2 separate regions of the Homo sapiens genome follow, and region 1 is linked to region 2. A link is an interaction called in ENCODE POLR2A ChIA-PET data of the cell type or tissue named here. Cell type or tissue: PC-3. All regions are shown on one strand. Each heading gives the region's core, and the rest is flanking DNA. Links, peaks and the distances in the headings are about the cores only. Region 1 overlaps PLEKHM1 (pleckstrin homology and RUN domain containing M1). Region 2 overlaps ARHGAP27 (Rho GTPase activating protein 27).

What was found. ChIA-PET counts read pairs that join two places held together with the same protein. Peaks named below come from ENCODE experiments on the same cell type or tissue, not always from the same donor. Only the 100,000 strongest peaks of a DNase experiment are listed, where the experiment ranks them.
Region 1: POLR2A ChIA-PET joins it to region 2 with 6 read pairs; 5 of 35 experiments call an interaction of 5 or more read pairs at or near these places.

The regions. Positions count from the first base shown.
Region 1 is chr17:45,485,740-45,490,117 of GRCh38, forward strand. All of the region lies in intron 1 of PLEKHM1 (pleckstrin homology and RUN domain containing M1), which reads right to left. Among named protein-coding and RNA genes, the nearest start is that of PLEKHM1, 2.8 kb to the right of the region's middle. In PC-3, for the core only: no CTCF peak of the experiment used is centred there; a DNase peak (open chromatin) is centred at 2,142; H3K4me3 peaks cover 477 bases; H3K27ac peaks cover 1,074 bases.
Region 2 is chr17:45,423,664-45,428,041 of GRCh38, forward strand. The region is part of intron 4 of ARHGAP27 (Rho GTPase activating protein 27); the gene reads right to left. Among named protein-coding and RNA genes, the nearest start is that of ARHGAP27, 7.0 kb to the right of the region's middle. RefSeq lists enhancers at 53-559, 560-1,064, 1,809-2,379. In PC-3, for the core only: a CTCF peak has its summit at 2,314 (motif pointing left); DNase peaks (open chromatin) are centred at 1,508 and 2,158; H3K4me3 peaks cover 2,100 bases; H3K27ac peaks cover 2,420 bases.

The sequences.
Region 1 (4,378 bases), core at 281-4,280, 62 kb after region 2:
AAAAAAAACAAAAATTAGCCAGGCATGGTGGCCCATGCCTGTAATACCAGCTACTGGTATTACCAGCTACCATACCGGCTGAGGCAGGAGAACCACTTGAACCCAGGAGGCGGAGGTTGCAGTGAGTCGAGATCATGCCACTGCACTCCAGCCGGGGCAGCAAAGCAAGAATAAATAAATAAATAAATAATTTATGGCATGGCGCCGTGGCTCACGCCTGTAATCCCAGCACTTTGGGAGGCCGAGGCCGGCGGATCACGAGGTCAGGAGATCGAGACCATCCTGGCTAACACGGTGAAACCCCGTCTCTACTAAAAATACAAAAAAATTAGCCGGGTGCAGTGGTGAGCGCCTGTAGTCCCAGCTACTCGGGAGGCTGAGGCAGGAGAATGGCGTGAACCTGGGAGGCGGAGCTTGCAGTGAGCCGAGATCCCGCCACTGCACTCCAGCCTAGGCGACAGAGAGAGACTCCGTCTCAAAAAAAAAAAGATAAAATAAAAAAATAATAATAATAATAATAATTTATGTCTCAAATAAATAAATAAATAATAAACTGAAGCTGGCTGGGCGCGGTGGCTCACGCCTGTAATCCCAGCACTTTGGGAGGCCGAGGCGGGTGGATCACGAGGTCAGGAGATCGAGACCATCCTGGCTAACACGGTGAAACCCCATCTCTACTAAAAATACAAAAAATTAGCCGGGCGGGCACCTGTAGTCCCAGCTACTTGGGAGGCTGAGGCAGGAGAATGGCGTGGACCCAGGAGGTGGAGCTTGCAGTGAGCCAAGATTGTGCCACTGCACCCCAGCTTGGGCAACAGAGCGAGACTCCATCTCAAAAAAAAAAATTAATAATAATAAACTGAAGCTAAGAGAGACAGGGCCAGACAAGAGAAGGGTCACTTGGCCTAAAACAGAGTCAGAAATGCCACAAAATGACTGACAAGAGCTCAGAGAAATCCAGCAGAAGAGCCACTTGAAAATTCACAAGACAGGACTGAGCCTCTGGGGTTCCAGCCACAATGCAGGACACCTCTGTTTGTAGGCAGCCATAGCACCCCACCTATCTGTATCTGTTCCATCATGCTCAGGGAGGCAGGGCTCAGATGGTCAGTGACATAAGAACTCACGGCGGGAATCAGAAGGAGGCTTTGTGTCTCTTGACTGTGGGGACAGTACTGCGTCACCCACCCTGGTGGCCCAGATTCTGAATCTACCATCCTATGGAACTGGTTCCACTTTCTGTCCTCAAAACGCTCTTCATTGACACAAAGAACCAAAGTGAAGAGAGGTGTGGCTTCAAGGAGACCTACCTGAAGGGAGTGAGGCAAAGCTGGGCAACAGTACCAAAGGGCTCTTGAACATGACGGGTGAAATCTTAGCAGGGGAAAGGTGACTGGTGCCATTTAGGAAGCCCCAAACCACACCAAGTCTACTGCCACCCTGTGTATTCATTCGCCTTCACATAGCTCTCCAGAGTGCAGAAAGCAAGCTTCTCTGATGTCCCTCTCTAACCTCATTTAATTCTCACAGCAATCCCGTGAGAGAGTGATTATCCCTGTTTTACAGAGGACAAAACTGAGGCTCAGTAGCAATGGGTCTCGGGTAAGGGACAGAACTCTCTGGTTTCTTCATCCCAACTCCTGCATCTTTCCCTGGACCAAAAGGCCTCAGGTCTTTGGCTCAAATTCAGACAAACTATTACTTCTTCTTTAGAGGTACTCGGAAGCTCCATTTCATCACAGAAGGTCTGAAACCAACAAGAAACAGTTCTGCCAATCAGGTTTATAGCCCCAACCAGCTGAGACCAGGTCCTACCAATGCTCCTAAAGTCTCAGAGCTATACTTTCTTAAATGTTCCAACATAGTTAGGAAGGAACAGTTCCGGTTGGTTTCCTGCATTATACTGCCTGGCCTTCTCTATATGTCCAATTTCACTTCCTCCAGAGATCAAGGAAGCAAAAAAAGAGAATGACTTGGATGAGACTTACGTTAAAAGAAGAAAGGGATAACCTGGTTCCACCACTCTCAAAACACTCCACCATCAGTGAACAGCAACCTCTTCTCTTGAGGGACTCCTCAGCCACTCCCCACGGCCTTCTCTCCACTGCCTGAATTGTGTAACTGGCTGTTCAGAGCCACAGCCTGGCTTTAAGCCATCCAACTGCTGTACCAATTGATGAGTCATGTTTTTTCAATTGGAAAAGAATGACAAAGTTATCCTCTGATTCAGAAAGGCAGCTGATCTTTCAGGCATGTGAGTGCTGACTGAGGAAACTGCACCTCTGTCCACCTGAGGAAAGCTGGATTTCTGTGATGGGTGGAGTGGTGGGGGTTGGAGCTTTGAAGCAATTAAATACCAGATGAAGGGTGAGAAACTTTTAGCTTGTGATTCCCAGACTCAGGGCTAGTGGATGAGGGCAGAATTGTGGAGTCAGTGAACACTAGCTATCTTTCTTTCCTCCCTCCTTCCTTCCATCCAGTATCACCCAGCTTTCCTGTATTCTTGTCCCATATCCCAGAGGATTCTAACAAGGACCAAACTCTGAATGAATGAAAACAGGACCGTTGCCTGACCCATTCACCATTGTATTTCTAGTACCTGGAACAGTGTTTGTCACACACTGGTGCTCAAAAAATAAGCTGTTGAATGAATTGATTAATAAAATAAAAACAAGGCACGGGGTAAGTACCTCCACTTCACACACTGTGGGAAGTTGGGGTATACAACTCTTAAGTGCTGGGGCAACTGTGGAGCTCCTGTCATTAAGCCAAGCTGCCAATAAGGCTGAAAACAACTTAAATATACTGCATATTAATGGGAGGACATTGAAGGTAAACAGCATTCACTTTTCAAAGGAATACGACTATAAGTGGCAAGCAGAGACAGTGTTCTTTGGGGCTCTTTAAAACTGCAATCAGCCAGGTGCGGCGGCTCACGCCCGTAATCCCAGCACTTTGGGAGGCCGAGGTGGGTGGATCACCTGAGGTCGGGAGTTGGAGACCAGCCTGATCAACACAGAGAAACCCCCATCTCTACTAAAAATACAAAACTAGCCGGGCATGGTGGTGTATGCCTGTAATCCCAGCTACTCGGGAGGCTGAGGCAGGAGAATCGCTTGAACCTGGGAGGCAGAGGTTGCGGTGAGCCGAGATCATGCCACTGCACTCCAGGCTGGGGAACAAGAGTAAACTCCGTCGAAAAAAAGAAAGAAAGAAAGAAAAAAGCTGCAATCAAATGGCCCACCCATCTGATGCCGGGTCCTCAGGATTCAGAGAAAATGTGTACCAAAAAGCCCCCAGGAAACTATAAATGCTGAGCATGGGACTTGGGTGCCTCTGGAATGTCCTTCTGCCTCAGCTACTCTGAGATAACATGGTTCCCTGTGTTCATGGAACCCAGATGGCCAAAAGTCAATGATCCAGCACTTAAAAGAAAAGAAAGCGATTCAAGAGCCTCTGTACCCACCTAGGCCTCAGCCTCCCCAGGACCTACTCACCTATACTCTTCACAACAGGTAACGTTGCCTCTGGCACCCATCATATCCCCTGAATTCAGCATCAGGACTGATCTGCCATCAGCTCTGGCAGGGAGAGGCCCTTACAAGTGCCAAGAAAAGGAACACGAACAATATTCTGTGACCACAGCCAACACCACACAGAACTTCCCAGAAGCTCTCCAGGGCGAGAACACCAACCAGAAGGAAGTGACAGCTTCCATCATTCTGTGCTAAGTGAGCTGAGTGAGTGGCCGTCTCTCACCTTCCAGATATTTGAATGATACCTACCATTCCAGCAGCCAGCACAAGTCATTTAATATGAATGCCAAAAACACAATCCCTGAGGACAGGTGCAGGAGACCAGATGCCAGGAAAAACCCCGGCCCCACCCAAGAGTTGGGGAGAGCCCACTGCTCCTCCACCCTTATTTACCACCTGAGCCCCTGCACCCGCCAATCATGCTGCTCAGTCTGTAACTGCGGGTCTGAGTGAGCACCTACATTTGGCTGTTGAGGGGCAGCTGGTGGAGTTGGCAGGCGACTCTGCACTAAGTTCTCAGGTTGAATGGGAGTTGGGTCGAGGGAAGCAATGGACGCAGAGTTGGGGTGAAGAGTTGCGGTGGGTCAGCGGGGGTGAAAGGACATGGAGATGTCATTTTTAACAAGATTGGGTGAGGGTGGTAGGAAAGGAGGCAGCAAGAGTTCGGGACAGTTTGGCAAAGACTTAGGGATGGGCTGTCCTCAGTACGGCAGGAGACGCAAAGGAAGGTATACAGTGGCTAGGAGACTAAGGACGAGAAGACACAGTTAAGACTTGGAATAAGGCTGAGATCGGAGTTATCCAGAAGAAAGCGGTGAGCTCAACAGGGCACCTACTTTGGG
Region 2 (4,378 bases), core at 206-4,205:
CTCCTGGACAGTAAGCTACCTGAGGGCAGGAACCATCCTTTATTTTTCATTGCTCCCTAGCCCCCAGTACAGCGGCTGACATTCACTGACTAGGTGAATATGGTAAATGAAAAAGCAGAAGGCACAATCGTCATTACACTGTGATGTCTCTACGGGAACTGCCCAAGAGATACGCATAAGAAGGCAGAATAAATGGGAAGAAACCAACATGCTCACAGTCATTCGATTGAGATTTCCTCCTATTATTCAAATATTTGTAATGGAGTTAAGCTATTTTTATAGGGAGGGAATAGTAATTTACACATTTAACTGGGCCAAGGAGGAGAAAGGAAGGGGGAGGCTGGGATGATTCTGCAGGCAGGCCCTTCTGCTACCTCTGCTTCCTCTCTCTGGCCCAGTCCCTAGACAGACATGGAGGCCTGGGCAGGGGCCCCTGCCCCCCTCCTTTCATGCCTCACAGGGGACCCCCAGCCAGGAGAGGGCAAGGAGGCAGGGTGGGCACCCACAGCAGCCTCAGCTGGACAGAAGGGTCCTGCAGGCCTCACCCGGCTCAGGCAACAGTTCTGGAAGTTCCCTCAACACCAGAATCCTTCTGCAATCTGGAAACAGAGCTTCCCAAATTTTAGCAAGAGCACCTCTGTGCCTGTGCCCCAGAGCCCTAGTCCTGGCAGCCCTGTTTCCCCTTCAATATGAACCAACAGCCACTGACCTCTCACTCCCCGGCACAGATCCAGCTCCCAATCTCCCTAACATTCAGGCATGGAGACTCGACCACATCCCTGATCATCAGCTACGCCCTGGTCACGATCATGGACTTTCCCATTCCCCAGGGCCTGGCACTGACCACCCATCCAGGCTGGCATTCAGTACTGATGCCCACCCCTCCCTGTACTGGACGCAGTCAGCTCTAGGAAGGGCAGAGAAAACAGGTCTATGGGAGCTAAGCTATGAGGATGCAAAGGCCTAAGAATGATATAATGGATTTTGGGGACTTGGGAGTGGGGGAAGGGTGGGAGGGGGGTGAGGGATAAAAGACTACACATTGGGTACAGTGCACACCAGTCGGGTGACGGGTGCACCAAAATCTCAGAAATAGCCACTAAAGAACTTATTCACGTAACCAAACACCACCTGCTCCGCAAAACCATTGAAATAAACATTACAAAAAACAGGTCTAGAGTGAGGTCAACTGCTGAGGCCTGGGAAGAAAGTGAGGGGGCAGGTGGGCTTGTCCTGGGGCCCATCGCAGGCCCCTGGGCGCTGAAGGGAGCCAAGGACTAAGAGGTGAGAGCCAGGCACAGGCTCCAGCGAGACCTGAAGAGATCATGGGGCCTGCAGGAGAGCCAGGGGGTGCGGGGGGTGGGCAGGGAGATCTCTGGGTGGACAGCAATGTGGGGTGAGGGTGGGAGGGAGATCCAAGAAGCTGCTGTCTCCTAAGTCAGGTCCTAGGCAGGCAGAGGGGCTCCTGGGACAGCCTGGGGCTGCAGGTGAGTCACCGGGAGGGAACTGGGTCAGGTGTAAAGAAACCAGCAGGGCCACCCCAGGGTGGCTGCCCCACCTGGGGGTTGGGGGTGGGGGGTGCCGGAGGAGGGAGTACGAGCAAGGGGCTAGCTAGAGTCCCTTCAACTTGGCCTCAGCTTCCTGCTGTTACCAACACCCCTTGCCAAAGTCCCCCTAGCTGGCCCCGAAGGGGGACAGGAGGGTCTGTCCCAAGGCCAGTTCCTTTCTCTCAGTCACAGTGGCCTCGGGCTGCCCTTGGAGTTTGTCCTAGGAAGTGGGTGCTGGGCCTGGATCCAGAGGGGAGGGGCCCCCAGATGGGTTTTAGGATTCGGGAAAGGGAGGGGAGAGATTGGGGAAACTGCTGTGGCCACCCCCTAGTCCCCCAGGGGCGAGGACTCACTCAGTTCCCAGTGGAGGAGAAGGAATGAGGGCCCCGGGCTCCTTCCAGTCGGGGCTGCCTGCTCATGTGCGGCGCCTCCGGGGCTGCTTGTATAAGAAGGTGCAGCAGCCCGGCTGGAACTTCCCTCCCAGCGGCCAATGCCCCAGCAGCAGGGGCGGGCTCCAGGCCAGCTCCACCTGCCTGGGCCTTCCCACCTCTGGGCGGGGATGGTGACCGCACCCTGAAATCCCAGAGTCAGGACCAAGGGAAGAGTCTCAGAGGCCCCTTTATTGCACTGGCTTTGGCCTGGCTTCCCAGAGCTCCCTGAGTGGCCTCTTTGTGGGAGAGGAGGAGTCATCCCTGCTTACCTCCCCCGTCTCCCTCTATCCCCTCTCAGAAGGGTTTGCTTCTGCCCTCTCCTGGGCAGCAAAAGAACAGGAGATGTCCCTCCTGGGACATCAACTCTTCCACAACAGGGCTGGGCACGCAGGACGCTCAGAAGAAGGAGCATGTGCCTGCCTTCAGCTTGTACTGTTCTTGTTGAGGGGAACAGGGTGGCCAACCCTAAAGGCCACCAGGCTGAAACTGAACCTGCTGGCCAGGGTGGGGCTTGGGGTCAGGGGGCCTGGAACTGTCCTGAACACAGCCACTTCCTGGCCGTGTGAGCTTCGTCGTGTCACTAAACCTCTCTGAACCTCTGTTTGTACTCAGGGCAAATGGAGGTGCCTACGCCTGCCTTCCAAGCTGCTGGGAGCTTAACCCTGGGTTACAAGCCTTTCAGCAAGAGCCCACAGGACTGTTAGCCCCTTTGGGACTGCATCTTACCACACTTTGTCCCCAGTGTCCAGCACAGTGACCAGCCCACCCCAAGTGCTCAATATGCGCGATTAGAGTGCATGGGGAGTGACAAGGCTGTAAAACACCATCCATGGCAGGAGCTCCTCTGTTCTGGGGGTCCCTGGCCCTGTCTGGTAGCCTGCCCTAAGCCCTGAGCTGCTGCCTGACAGAAGGGCATCCCCACACACTCCCCAGTGCCCCCGTGCCATGCCATCCCCACATCCTGCCCCCTCTGTTCTGCACCCACTTTCTTCTGAGATCCCTTCTCAGCAACAACCTTCTCCCCATCTTTAGCCTCCCCATCTCCTGCCCACCCACCTGAGCCTGGGGACGGTTCCATCCATGACCCTACACCCCCTCTGGCCACACTGTGTCTCTCTCCTTCTGCCCGTTGTCCACACACTCAATTCGCACCCTCACTTCACTACTGACCACTGCCCTCTGCCTTCAGCAGCCCCCTGACCAGCTGAGCGTCTAGTGGTCACTTAGGGTAAGTGTTATACGGCCTTTCTCTCACATGACCTTCCTGTGCGTCCTTCTTCTGGACACTTCTTGGCCTCTGAGCCAGCACTCTCATGCTTCTCTTCCCTTTGGCACCTAAATCCAGGTGGGCCCCATCTTTTTTCCACTCTGCTCCTCCCCAAGTCATCCCCCCGTCAGGAAGCAGCACCACTGTCTGCCCACGAGTGCCAGCTGGGAATCTAGAACTCAACCTGATTTCCCTCCCACCTCCCTCGGCCCCCAGACCCTGCCCATCCATCTCCCAAACCTCTGTTTCCACACATGCCCACGAGACCACCAAGAGCTTCAGCCATTCTTGAAGCCCTGGCCACAGGGATTTTTTTCTCAATCCCATTCCTGTCTCTGCTAAAAGCCTCACAGCGGCTGCAGGATAATGTGCACATTCCTGGCAAGGGCCCACGAGGCCCTGCCCGGGTGGGCACCCACTCTCAACCCTATGCTCCACTCTGAGCCCCGGCCCCATGTCTTCTCTTGCTGGCCTCCTATCCAAGAGGGTGAGTCCCCCAGGATCGTGGCTGTGCCTCAGTCCTCTCCAGATCCGAAGGCTCACCAGGGCTTGGCAGGTATTCAGCTAGTTGATGCCTAATGAAGGAGTGAATGGGCCTGGAGGATCATGGTGGGGAAACTCTGCCTGGGACAACTAAGAGCAGGGATGGGGTTCCCTTGCGGGGGCAGGGCCAACTCCCTACCCTGGACTTTGTTGGGGGTGGAGCACCAGGGAGACCCACAGCTGCCTCTTGAATAAAGCTCTGTGGCAGGGAACGTGGTATTATTGCACACATCGCACAGGGGAGGAAACAGGACCAGAGATGCAAAGCGACTTGTGGAGGTCACAAGTGGGGCCAGAGAGCTGCCTGTCTCTGGCCAATGTCCTAGATTCCCCCCCTGGGTAAGTCCCCTACCCCTATCATCGGTGCCCCTCCCTCCATATGCCACTGCAACTGGGAACCTGCTGGGAGCTGGAGGAAGGATGGGCAGAGGGGCCACCTGGCAGGCGCCCTGGCAGCCGGGGTGATCTGTCTTCTCAGGAGATGTCAGGACCTGGGCAGTCTCCTTCCTCTTTGGTCCTGGGGCCTGGGGTGTTGGCCCTTGCAGACCTACAGAGCCCTGGCTCATAGGTAAAGGGCTGCCGCACCTCTG